Linked DNA regions of Homo sapiens: region 1 is linked to region 2. Evidence: chromatin loops called from intact Hi-C (ENCODE). Cell type or tissue: CD4-positive, alpha-beta T cell. All regions are shown on one strand. Links, peaks and the distances in the headings refer to the core of each region. The heading gives the core; the rest is flanking DNA.

The links. Hi-C counts contacts between places; a loop is a spot of excess contacts. Peaks named below come from ENCODE experiments on the same cell type or tissue, not always from the same donor. Only the 100,000 strongest peaks of a DNase experiment are listed, where the experiment ranks them.
Region 1: a loop joins it to region 2, with 2.4 times the contacts of the local background. A loop is called at or near these places in 6 of 110 quality-filtered maps.

Annotation. Positions count from the first base shown.
Region 1 is chr13:29,261,343-29,267,619 of GRCh38, forward strand. All of the region lies in intron 5 of MTUS2 (microtubule associated scaffold protein 2), which reads left to right. Among named protein-coding and RNA genes, the nearest start is that of MTUS2-AS2, 14 kb to the left of the region's middle. In CD4-positive, alpha-beta T cell, for the core only: no CTCF peak of the experiment used is centred there; no DNase peak of the experiment used is centred there.
Region 2 is chr13:29,078,778-29,085,054 of GRCh38, forward strand. All of the region lies in intron 4 of MTUS2 (microtubule associated scaffold protein 2), which reads left to right. Among named protein-coding and RNA genes, the nearest start is that of MTUS2-AS2, 170 kb to the right of the region's middle. In CD4-positive, alpha-beta T cell, for the core only: no CTCF peak of the experiment used is centred there; a DNase peak (open chromatin) is centred at 2,454; H3K27ac peaks cover 1,058 bases.

The sequences.
Region 1 (6,277 bases), core at 799-5,798, 180 kb after region 2:
TGAAGTGTTCATACATATACAGGAAAAGGGTTTAGGGCTCAGGTACAGTGATCCCCTTTTCAACATTTGACTTGGTTTCTCAGGATTTGAACTTGGTTTGCTTTCAAAAGTGGCTGACTAAAGCAGTATCTGACATGTAATAATCCACAAGTCCCTCAGAAGCTTCAATATAACTAATCAGATCTCTGACACAGAAGCAGACTATTTTAGAACAGAAAAAATCCAAGCTACAGAAATAGAGCACCTAAACTTTCTTATTGCTCTATTAATAAAAGCTACTATATAAGCCCTTGATCATTTCTATAATTTTATACCATATTAATAACTTCAGCAGAATTTAAATTGGGTTCACATCAGATGGTGTTATCTTTTAACAACTTCCACACTAAGCATATAATTAAAATGCTCCAGTTTAAATATTTTCCCCAAGGTATTAACTACTAAGATATTCAGACAATGATGAGCTAAAGTTAGAGTGTTCATGGATGATGGCTCAAGCTTTTAAGTACTTCAGATAGGGAAAAGGGATTTATTACAATGGGTCTAATTGATATAAAAGAGGAATGGTAAAAAGTTGCCTTTAATTACTCAAAGGTCTCTTGATATATTAGCCTTTGGTCTTTTAAGTAACTAACCTCCGTCAGTATTTGACTAAATTTTCTCCTATGTGAATGTGACTGGGCAAATATTAAAGAAAATTTCCCAAATCAAAAGAAAGCTTTAAGCCATTTATGTGCCAGAAGTTCAGAAGTCCTGGGCTGGCTGATGCTGGCTTTGATCTTCTGTGATTACTTCTATAACTTTGAGAGAGTCAGTGTTAGCACTCCTGGCCTTTGCCTTCTTCGTTAAGCAGCTCTGTCTTTCTTAAAGTAGTTCTGTTATCCACAGGGAAACTGAATCATAGAGAAGGTGGCATTTAATTGGGCTGTGAAGAACTGCTAGACTTGCCTGTGGTTGCAGAATGCCACAGCTCTCTCAGATTTGGGCCTCCTTTCTCTTTTACATTTGTGTCCCTGGACTATAAGTCTCATTTTACCAGTTCATCTGCACCCATATTTCCCCTGTTTCCTGAAAAGAAATAAGAAAGATGACTCTTTTTGTCATATATTAAAGTGGACTCCAGAGGAGATATGGAAGCTTCTCTGGAGTGTCTGGGTGGTTGAGGGAATGGATAAACAGCAGGAGAACTTTTTGTTCCCCCCTATAATGATTAAATTGTGATTAGTGTAAAAAAAAAAAAAAGTAAGTTTGAAGGAATTATGACTAGCTCTGGGACACTGAGATGCTGAGGTCCTCAGTCAGTCAGGCCCTGGGAAAACTACCCCCTAGAGCAGTAGAAGCTTGTGAAGCTGGGGAGGACTGTCAGTGTCAATACCTGCCACTTGCACAAATCATTTGCTTGAATTGTTCATCTGGTGAAGTTAGGGATGACTTGAAGATATTTCCATAAGGCTTGCTATAGGGGCTTGCATGAGACAGGATCTCATAAAATATGGTGCCATCTTGGGTCTTGTGGGACAGATGGGAATCTTGAAGAAATGACAGCTGATGAAAGAGAGCTGCTTCTGCTGGTGCTGGTACTGATGGTGTCAGCTAACATGTATTGTGTCCCAGGCACTTTGTAAAGTGCTTTATATGCACTTTCTCATTTAATTCTCAGATAAGTCTAATGACGGAAGGTAAACAAGCCATTTAACAAAAGAGGATTAATTTGTTTTCTTAGAAGAATGTTATTAGTATGTTTCAAAGCAGGAATGGGACTTGGGCAGAGCCTATGGTGTTTGACTGTACTATATGGCACTCTTATTACTGTTAAAGACTTTGCTTTCAAAGCCTGTCCAGAAGAGCTCAAGGAGACTAGACCCTATAGTAGGAATCCAGTAAGTTCCTGTGGACCTAGAGTTACCATCTTCTTCCCAGCCCCTGTCCTATAGAAGTATGTCTTCCTCTTGATCAGGGCATTAGGTATAGACAAGGGTGTGGTCTCTGGTCTAGGGCTGGAATTCTTTATTGGGCTCCTGGAGTTCTGTGTTGAGAAAGACCCAAGGCCACCTTCTGGCTTAGTTAGAAGTTAATATTTTCTCTGGATGAATGGGGAGTAGTGAAATGCGTCTCTGTTAGGCTGTTCTTGCATTGCCATAAATAAATACCTGAGACTAAGAAACTAATAAAGAAAGGGGGTTTAATTGACTCACAGTTCTGCAGGCTTTACAGGAAGCATGACACTGGTATCAGCTCAGCTTCTGGGGAGGCCTCAGGGAGTTTTTACTCACGGCAGAAGACAAAGTAGGAGCAGGCACATCACATGGCAGAAACAGGAGCAAGAGAGAGAATCGAGGGGTAGGGGTAGGTGCCACACACTTTTACAAAACAAGATCTCATGAGAACTCACTCACTCATCACCAAGGGGGTGGCCCAAGCCATTCATGAGGGATCTGCCCCCATGATCTAAACACCTCCCACCAGGCCCTACCTCCAACACTGGGGATTACATTTCAACATGAGATTTGGTGGGGACACAGATCCAAACCATATCATCCCACCCCTGGCCTCCAAATCTCATGTCCTTCTCACATTGCAAAATATAATTATCCCCTGCACATAGTCTCCCAAATGTCTCAACTCATTTTAACATCACTAAAAAAGTCCAAAGTCCAAAGGCTCATCTGAGACAAGGCACGTCCCTTCCACTGATGAGCCTGTAAAATAAAAAACAAATTATCGACTTCCAATATGCAATGGTAATTATAGGCACTGAGTAAGCATTCCCATTCCAAAAGGGAGAAATTGGCCTAAAGAAAGGGGCAATAGGCCCCACACGAATCCAAAACCCAGCAGGGCAGTCACTAAGTCTTAAAGCTCCAAAATAATCTCCTTTGACTCCATGTCCCACATCCAGGGCACACTAGTGCATGGGGTGAGCTCCCAAGGCCTTAGGTAGCTCCCCCACTGTGGCTTTGCAGGGTTTAGTCTCCAAGGCTGCTCTCATGGGCTGGAGTTGAGTGCCTGTGGCTTTTCCTTGCTGAGAGGTGCAGGCTGCCAATGGATCTACCATTCTGGGGTCTGGAGGATGGCGGCCCCCTTCCCATAGCTCCCCCAGGCAGTGCCCCATTGGGGACTCTGTGTGGATGCTCCAACCCCACATTTCCCATTGGCTCTGCCCTAGTAGAGGTTCTTCGTGAGGGCTCTGCCCTTGCAGCAGGCTCCCGCCTGGATATCCAGGCTTTTCCATGCATCCTCTGAAACCTAGGCAGAGGCTCCCAAGCCTCAACTCTTGCACTCTTCTATATACCTGAAGGCTTAACACCACATGGAACCTGCCAAGGCTTACAGCTTGCACCCTCTGAAGCAGCAGCCTGAGCTGTACCTGGGACCCTTTGAGCCAAGGTTGGAGCCACAGTGATTGGGATGCAGGGAGCAATATCCCAAGGCTGCACAGGGCAGCAGGACCCTGGGCCTGGCCCACAAAACCATTCTTCCCGCCTAGGCCTCTGGGCCTGTGATGGGAGGGCTGCCATGAAGGTCTCTGAAATGCATTTGAGGTCTTTTTCCCATTGCCTTGGATATTAGCACTTGACTCCCTTTTATTTATACAGATATTTCTAGCAAGTGGTTGCTCCATAGTCTGATTGAATTCCTCTTTACTTTTTCTCTGCCACATGACCAGGCTGCAAATTTTCCAAACTTTTATGCACTGCTTCCCTTTTAAATATGAATTTCAACTTTAAGTCATTTAGTTGCTCCCACATCTGGCAATAGGCTGTTACAAGCAGCCACGCTATACCTTAGACACTTTGCTGTTGAGAAATTTCTTCCACCAAATTCTATAAATCATCACTCCAAACTTCCACACATCCCTAGGGCATGAACAGAATGCAGCCAAGCTCTTTACAAAGTTGTAACATGGATGACCTTTGCTCCAGATTCCAATACATTCCTCATTTCCATCTGGGAGTTTGTCAGCCTAGATTTCACTGTCCATATCACTATCAGCATTTTGGGCACAGCTATTTCAACGGTCTCTAAGAAATTACAAACTTTCCCTCGTCTTCCAGTCTTCTTCTGAGCCTTCCAAACTCTTTCAACCTCTGCCTGTCAACCAGTTTCAAAGCTGCTTCCACATTTTCAGTATCTGTATAGCAATGCCCCACTCCTCAATACCAGTTTTCCGTGTTAGATTATTCTTGTATAACCATGAAGAAATACTGGAGACTGGGTAATTTATAAATTTAGAAGAAGAGATTGAATTGGCTCATGGTTCTGCAGGCTTTACAGGAAGCATGGCACCGATATCAGCTTAGCTTCTGGAGAGGCTTCAAGGAGCTTTCACTCATGGCAGAAGGCTAAGCGGGAGCAGGAACCTTACATGGCAAAAGCAGGAGCAAGGAGGGGGTCTGCTACAAACTTTTACAAAACCAGGTTTCATGAGAACTTATCTCCAAGGAGATGGGTTAAGCCATTCATGAGGAATCCACTGCCATGATTCAAACACCTCCCACCAGGCCCACCTCCACACTGGGGATTACATTTCAACATGAGATTTGGTGGGGCACACATCAAAACCAAATCAGCATCCTGTGTGTTTCTCTCTTTTTCACTCGGACTTAGGGTGCTGAGTAAAGACAGATGGAAAAAGCACCGCCATTCTCTAGGGTTGCCTCTTCCGAGCCAGACCACTGAGAGTGATCATAGTTATCGCCCTGGAAAGATACGAAGCCATAGGAGGACCAGTGGCAGGAAGAAAAGGGAAGTCAAAAGACTGATGGGCTGTGACTAAGGCTCCATGTTGTGTTAATGGGGGTGATATCAGTGGCATTACCACTGAGTGCTGATATGTTCCAGGCAATATTCTAAGCACTTTACTCTAATGACTCCTTTCATACAACAATTCCAATAATTAGGTACCACTTTTATCCCCATTTTAAGGATGAAAAATGAAGCACAGAGGGATTAAGCAACTTGTCCAAAGTCAGACACAAGTAAGAGACAGAGCCAAGATCTGAACCCAAGCAGTCCTAACCACTTAACTATCAGCCTTTCAAACTTTATCAAACCCAGAGATTAATGCTTACAATGAAGCCAAAGTAAAAACTAAACGATGACAGAAGAAAATTATTAGGTAAATGGCACCCTCTCTTGGGGGAAAGAGTAGTGGTGCTTTGGCAGAAATTATCCCCCCCACACACCAAATAAAACCATTAAATTTTGATAAACTCTGATTTTTATCTTCCTGCATATTGTTTTCAAAAATTTTAGAAAATGATCATACTATATTATAGATCATCCCTAACTTTTAAACTATACATGGCCCACCTCGGTCATGCCCACTGTGACTACATTCCCAGGAGCAGTTGCAAAAAGTGTGAAGCTTTTAGAGAGTCTGGGGTTCAAGAACTGGGAAAAATATGTGGCTATGATAGGAAGTGGCCCCCTGGGACAGATTTGCAGCCAGTAATTTATCTGCTTGGACAGCGGACGTCTCAAGCACAGCCTTGTATGAAGTAAGTAGGACAGGAAGCCACGGGATGGAATCCTACCTGCCTGGGGTTTACACTGTGCCTGATGTGGTAGCAGGAAATCAGATGGGAAAGATTCAGATACCAGAAAGAACAGTTTGGACTTTATTTAGAAGACTACGTTGAGTCATCTGTGCTTCAGACTGAATGACAGGCACAGGGAGGAGGAGGATCTAAATGAAAGAGCCGGGGAAGAAGAGCTGGTGGCATTGTCTCAGCAAGAGGCACTAAGGGCTAACCTGGTGCCCATCACAGGAGCAGAGGGGGGATTTATATGTGAAGTCCATGAGGGAAACAAGCATACTGACTTGCATTGGTATATACAAAGGGAAGATATGTTCAAGAATGATTCTGATGCTTTGTTTCTAGGTTTCTATAACGATATCAATAATGCATAAAGGAGGTGGGCGCAGCTGAGAGGAATGTTTGTTGTAAATGCCAACTCCTCCAAGAGGTCCTCCCAACCACGCCTTCCAAAGTGGGTTTCCCCTCGTCCACCCTTGAGTGCCTTCTCTAGTTCTGTCCCTTGTGTTTCTTTCATAACAAATCACAGTGTGTGGTGATTTTGTCTGGACTTGTTTGTGGCCTGTTACCCCTGCTGCAATGTAAGTTATGTGAAGACAGGCCCACATTTTCCCTGTGTCCCCTACCTAGGGCAGGGCCTGACCCAGAGCTATCAGCAGTTGTTTATTGAATAAATGCATGAATTGAATAAGTAAACATGTAGAGTTTGAAAGTTCACCAGGTTGTTCCAGCGGGCA
Region 2 (6,277 bases), core at 437-5,436:
TATAGCTGAAAAATATTCCAGTGTATAGGTAATCCACTTTGTTTATCCATTCATCAGTTGAAGTATATTTGCATTCTTTCCAACTTTTGTCTCTTATGAATAATGTCAAATTTATGTGCAAGTTTTATGTAAACATATCTTTTCATTGGAATATACCTAGAAGGAGGATTGCTTGGTCACATTGCACCTCTGTATTTAATCTTCCAAGAAACTGCCAGGCTGTTTTCCAAAGTGGCTGCACTATTTTACATTCCCACCAGCTATATGTGGAGGGCTCCAGTTTCTCCATATCCTCACCAACACTTGTTATTGTCTGTCTTTTTAATTATAGCTGTCCTAATGAGTGTGTCATGGTATCTGATTATGGCATTGATTTGCACTTTTTCTGATGGCTGAAAATGCTGTGCATTTTGTCATGTGTTGCTGGCCAGTTAGTTGTACATGTTCTTGGGGGAGATACCTATTCAATTTATTTGCTAATTTTAAAATTTGGTTATTTTTCTTTTCATTGTTGTGTTGGAATAGGTATTTATACATGTTGGATATTAGACACTTATTTGCAAATATTTTATCCCATTCTTAGGGTTTTTTTCTCTTTTTTGATAGTGTCCTTTGAAGCACAAAAACTTTCAGTTTTGATGAAATTCAACTTACCTAAATTTTTCTTTTGTTACTTATGCTTTTCATGTCATAGCTAAGAAACCATTGGCTAATCTGGTGTCATCAAGATTTATACCTATTTTTCCCCAAGAGTTTTGTAGTTTTTTCACACACCTTGAAGCTTTTAATTCATTTTGAATTTTTAAAATATAGATGAATAGGGGTCTAGCTTTCTTTGGAATAAGTATATTTAACACCATTTGTTGAAAAACCTCTTCTTTATCCAATGAATGGTCTTGGCAACCTTGATGAAATTTAGTTCACCACAAATATTGGGTTTATTTCTGGAATGTTAATTCTGTTCTACTTAGCTATATGTCTATCTTTATGCTAGTACCACACTGTCTTGATTATTGTAGCTTTACACTAAGCTTTGAAATGGGGGAGTATGAGCCCTCCAACTTTGTTCTTATTTTTCAAGATTATTTTGGCTATTCTTTGTCTTTTGAATTTCTATATGAATTTTAGGATTAGCTTGTTAATTTCTGCAGATAAGCCATGTGGCATTTTACATAGGAATTGCATTGAATCGGTAGATCAATTTGGGGAGTATTGCCATCTTAACAATATTAAGACTTCCAATCCATGAACATGGGATGCTTTCTAATTATTTATGTATTCTTAAATTATTTCAACAATATTATATAGTTTTCAGAGTAAAAGATTTATACTTCTTTTGTTAAATTTATACCTGTTGTAGCTGCTCTGTGGACATAGGTGGATTCGTATCTCAATTTTGTTTGGATTCTCATTTAGTATTAGGAAAATATTTAGGTAATTTGAATTTGTAGTAAAGCAAAGTGGAATATTATAGAGTGGCCTTTTTATAAAGTAGTTTGGTATGAGTTAAAATTAATACAGAGGAAAAAAACCCCAAACTACTCTACTTTGGTTCTTACATTAATTGGAACTTTAGCAATGAGGTGATTCCATGGTGTATTAGGGTTATCCAGAGGGACAGAACTAATAGGATAGATGGATATATAAAGGGGAGTTTATTAAGGAGTATTGACTCACACTGTCACAAGGTGAGCTCCCACAATAGGCTGTCTGCAAGCTGAGGAGCAAGGAAGCCAGTCCATATCTCAAAGCTGAAGAACTTGGAGTCTGATGTTCGAGGGCAGGAAGCATCCAGCACAAATGTAGGCTTGGAGGCTAAGCCAGTCTGGTCTTTTCTTCTGTCTGCTTTTAATCTGGCTGCACTGGCAGCTGATGAGATTGTGCCCACCAAGATTGAGGGTGAGTCTGCCTTTCCCAGTCCACTGACTCAAATGTTAATCTCTCTCTCTCTCTTTTTCTTTTTTTGAGACAGAGTTTCACTGTTGTCACCCTGGCTAGAATGCAATGTCACAATCTCAGCTCACTGCAACCTCTGCCTCCTGGGTTCAAGTGATTCCCCTGCCTCAGCCTCCCAAGTAGCTGGGATTACAGGTGCCCACCACTATGCCTAGCTAATTTTTGTATTTTTAGTAGAGATGGGGTTTCACCATGTTGACCAGGGTGGTCTTGAACTCCTGACCTCTGGTGATCCTCCCATCTCAGCCTCTCAAAGTGCTGGATTACAGGCATGAGCCAACGCGCCTGGCCCCAGATGTTAATCTCCTTTGGCAATGCTTTATTACTGACATAAATAAAGCAGGGCAGTCCTCTCAAGCAGATTGAAAATGTCTTGAGAGAGCACTGAAAGGAGATTGGCTTGGAGTTTTTATTGAGGTTAGGGTATAGGGTGGGGCAAGGGTTTCTGTACATAAACAGGAACTTGCCTGGTTTGACTTTCCCACAAGCACCAGAGGAGGGAGCATCTAGGCTTTGTGATCAGTCCAGATGTGGGCCATAAGGGGAAATGAGAGCAGTGAGGCTGAAAAAGATGACAGCTTCAAACATCAAACACAGGAGTCTTACTATTACAATTCACCCTGATGTCTAACTGACGACTAAAACATACTATATATTATTTTATTGAATTTGAGCTTGTTTAGTAAGCCCTTATGGTGCTCTATGAGGCTTATAGCCTGAGGCCAATAAGGAAGACAAACATTCCATTGAATCCCTTGTTCAAGAGCCCAGCATTGTGTGTTCTGGGAAGCAAAACGTTTCTTGTACTATCAGTGTCTGGAACTCCAAAGTGTTAGGTTGGTGCAAAAGTAATTGCAGTTTTTACCATTCAAAGTAATGGCAAAAACTGCAATTACTTTTGCACCAACCTAATAGATAAGGAGTGTCTTGATGAGACCTTATATTGTGGCTTGGGCATGTGTAGAGATATGTGTGACTTTAATTTATATTTTGGGTATCTGTAGGGCGAGAGATTACCAGAGGTTTGGTTATTTTTGTTTTGTTTTGTTTTGTTTTGTTTTTGTTTTTGTTTTACCCCAAGTGTGGCAACCTTGAACGAGAAATTGTTGTGGTCTTTGACTAGACCAGAGTGTCAGACTACTGGCAATGACCCAAGAATATAAAAATATGCAGATGGAATCAACTTTTGGCCGGAGTATCCAGTGTTACACGACTGCCTGAAGTTTGTCCGATTGTGGTGACCCTTGGTTTCAGTTATGGACTGACTGTTTGTGTCTCCCTAAAATTCATATGTTGAAGTTCTAACCCCCAATGTGATAGGAGTTGAGGCTTCAGGAAGCAATTAGTTTTAGATGAGGTCATGAGGATGAAGCCCCCATGGTGGGAGTACAAGAAGAAACACTTGAGTTTCCTCTTCTGCTGTGTGAGGACACAGCAATAAAGCTGCCATCTGCAAGCTAGAAAGAGGGCCTTTACTGGAACCTGACCATGCTGGCACCCTGATATTGGACTTCTAGCCTGCAGCACTGTGAGAAATAAATGTCTGTTGTTTAAGCCACCCAGTCTGTGGCATTTTGTTATGACGGCCTGAGCTGACTAAGATAGGTCCCATCTTGTATCAGCAACATATTGATTAGGGGATGAAAAGTAGCAGCTCTCCAGTGAGCTCCGTCATGCCTGATGGTGATATTTTCATCTGTAAAATGTATGAACTCCCATTGCTGTTGATTAGTTGATTGCAAGTGGCTCCTTACATAGCCAAATCTTAAAGGGGTGACCTCCTCCAGCACTGTGGCATCAGGCAAAGGTCTGAGGAAAGGGGAGGCCCTCCTTTCATCCTCCTACAACTTGGCAAATAGAATATGCGAGAGGGCCCACGTTTGGCCCTGTCCTGTAGCAAAGAGGCCTCAATAGCTATGCCAAGCTTGCAGGGTGCCACTTGTATGACTCAAGGCATAATGGAGACCTGGGTATGGAGGGTCACGGGTTCAGAGAACAGAAGTTTCTCTTCTCAGGAGAGATCAGCACATGGCCAGAATTTGGTATTCTTATATTGTATACAGCAGGGCCAAGGGGGTTCAGTTTCTTGTATCAGAAGTCCAGGGGTAACTTATAGCCATTATAAGTGGTCTAGAGACTCCAGGAAGCATGAGAGGAGGTTACTAAAGCTTTTATAGTGAGGAGTCTCTGAGGGAACTAAAGGAAATGCATGTTGATTGCAGTTTGGACAGATTCTAGAGGCGGTTGTTGGAGGGAAGCCCATTGAAGATGGGCTTCAATAAAAATTTACAAAGGAAGGATATTTTGCTTCCTGAACCCAAAAAAGCCTAAAAGACCCTGGGCTTCCCTTACTATTTTTGGTGCTGATACAATCATTAGCTATTTCTTAAGAGTCAGGGGATGGAGTTCCCTGCAGTTTACCAGGTAATTTTCAGGAATTTAGCATGGTGGCAAGACGTTGTACTATGCACAAGGCAATGGCCCATTTCTCTTCTGTGAACTCCTTGGTGAGTTTTTATTTGTATGTCCTGAACGAGTGTGTCGAATGTCGAATGAATGCCTTCAGAAGAGAATGTCATCAATATAATGTCATGCCTGTACTCTTGGAGAAAGTTGAGTGCAGTTAAGACCTTCCCTGCAAAGGCTTGTGTATGATGGCAAGGCTGTTGGGGTACCCTGTGGGTGGCCACCAGCTAAAGATAGGTTGTATTCCTTTAGAGGTAAAGGAAAGTTTTGACTAAGAAGCTGTTGAAGTGGGAGCTGAATGGAACATATTAGCCAAATCTATAATAGCAAAATACGTTGCAGTTGCTGATTAGATGGAGTCAGTCAATTCAATAATATAATGTCTGGGGGCCTTACTGGGTAGCACTATGGCATTAAGGTTACATAATCCACTGTGTAGTGTCATTCATTCCAAATTTAAGAACAGGCCAAATTGAGTTCTTATATGAAGGAACAATGGAGGCATGTGATGGATTTCAGTACTTGTAAGTTTCTGTTTAAATTTACATTGAGCCATACTAACTGGTTTTACTAGGGGTATGGTCCATGGGGTCTCATTTTGCCAAGCCAATTTTGTATATGTCAAATTCTTAATTATATTTAAATGTATTGATCATTAGGCCAGAGTGTCCATGCTCACTATGGGATATTTTAGGACAATGAATGCTATGATACTGGAAAATTTAGACAATAATTCCTGCAGTTAAGGTGAAACATACTTATGTGCCCTCTATTTTTTGTTCAGTAACTCCCCTAAGATTATAGCATGTTAATCTGTAAATGAAAGACTTATAAATTAGATCTATATTATAGATTATAATTATAGGGGGTAATTTGTTTAAATTTAATGAGATCCCAGGAATAAATGTAGTTTGAGCCTCAGTGTTAAGGCCATGAAGATTTGCCTGTTGGTGCATTCAAATTGTGTTAAAGTTAATTCAGAACCTATGTTGCAGAAGTACAAAAGCCAGTTAGTGCCCTTTTAAATCTTACGTTGTATAAATTCTTTTAGTAAATTTTGGATTTCAAATTGGGTCCAACTGTGGGCCTCTGTTTCACTTTTTTGTTTCCTGTCTCATATCTGGTTGCTTTCTCCATCTCTTTCTTCTTCCCTCCACCCTCCTTAAAAAAAAAAACAAAACAACTGTTGTTGTTACTGAGCATTCTCTCTACTTTGCTTAGATTTATAAGTTCCATCCTCCAGAGAAGTTCAAATCAGTATTGTCAGGGTTAGGGGCTCCTCCATGCAATGGTCTCTTTCTCTTTTTCCTTTCCCCTCCCCTCCCCTCTCCCCCCCTTCTTTTCTTCTTTCCTTTTTTGATGGAACCTTGCTCTGTCGCCCAGGCTGGAGTGCAGTGATGCAATCTCAGCTCACTGCAACTTCTGCCTCCTGGGTTCAAGCGATTCTCCTGTTTCAGCCTCCCTAGGAGCTGGGACTGTAGGTGCATGACACCACACCCAGGTAATTTTTGTATTTTTAGTAGAGGTGGGGTTTCACCATGTTGGCCAGGCTGGTCTTGAACTCCTGACCTCAGGTGATCCACCCCCCCCCCTCACCGTTGGCCTTCCAAAGTGCTGGGATTACAGGCATGAGCTACTGTGCCTGACCTCAGAGGTTACTTTATAGGGTTTAAGAACACTGGGTTTAACTAGTGATATGGTTTGGATGTGTGTCCCTCCAGATCTCATGTTAATGTGATCCCTAATGTTGGAGGTGGGGCTAATGGTGTTGGATCATGTGGGTGGATCCCTCATGTATGGCTTAGTGCCATCCCCTTGGTGATGAGTGAATTCTTGCTCAGTTCGTTCATGCAAG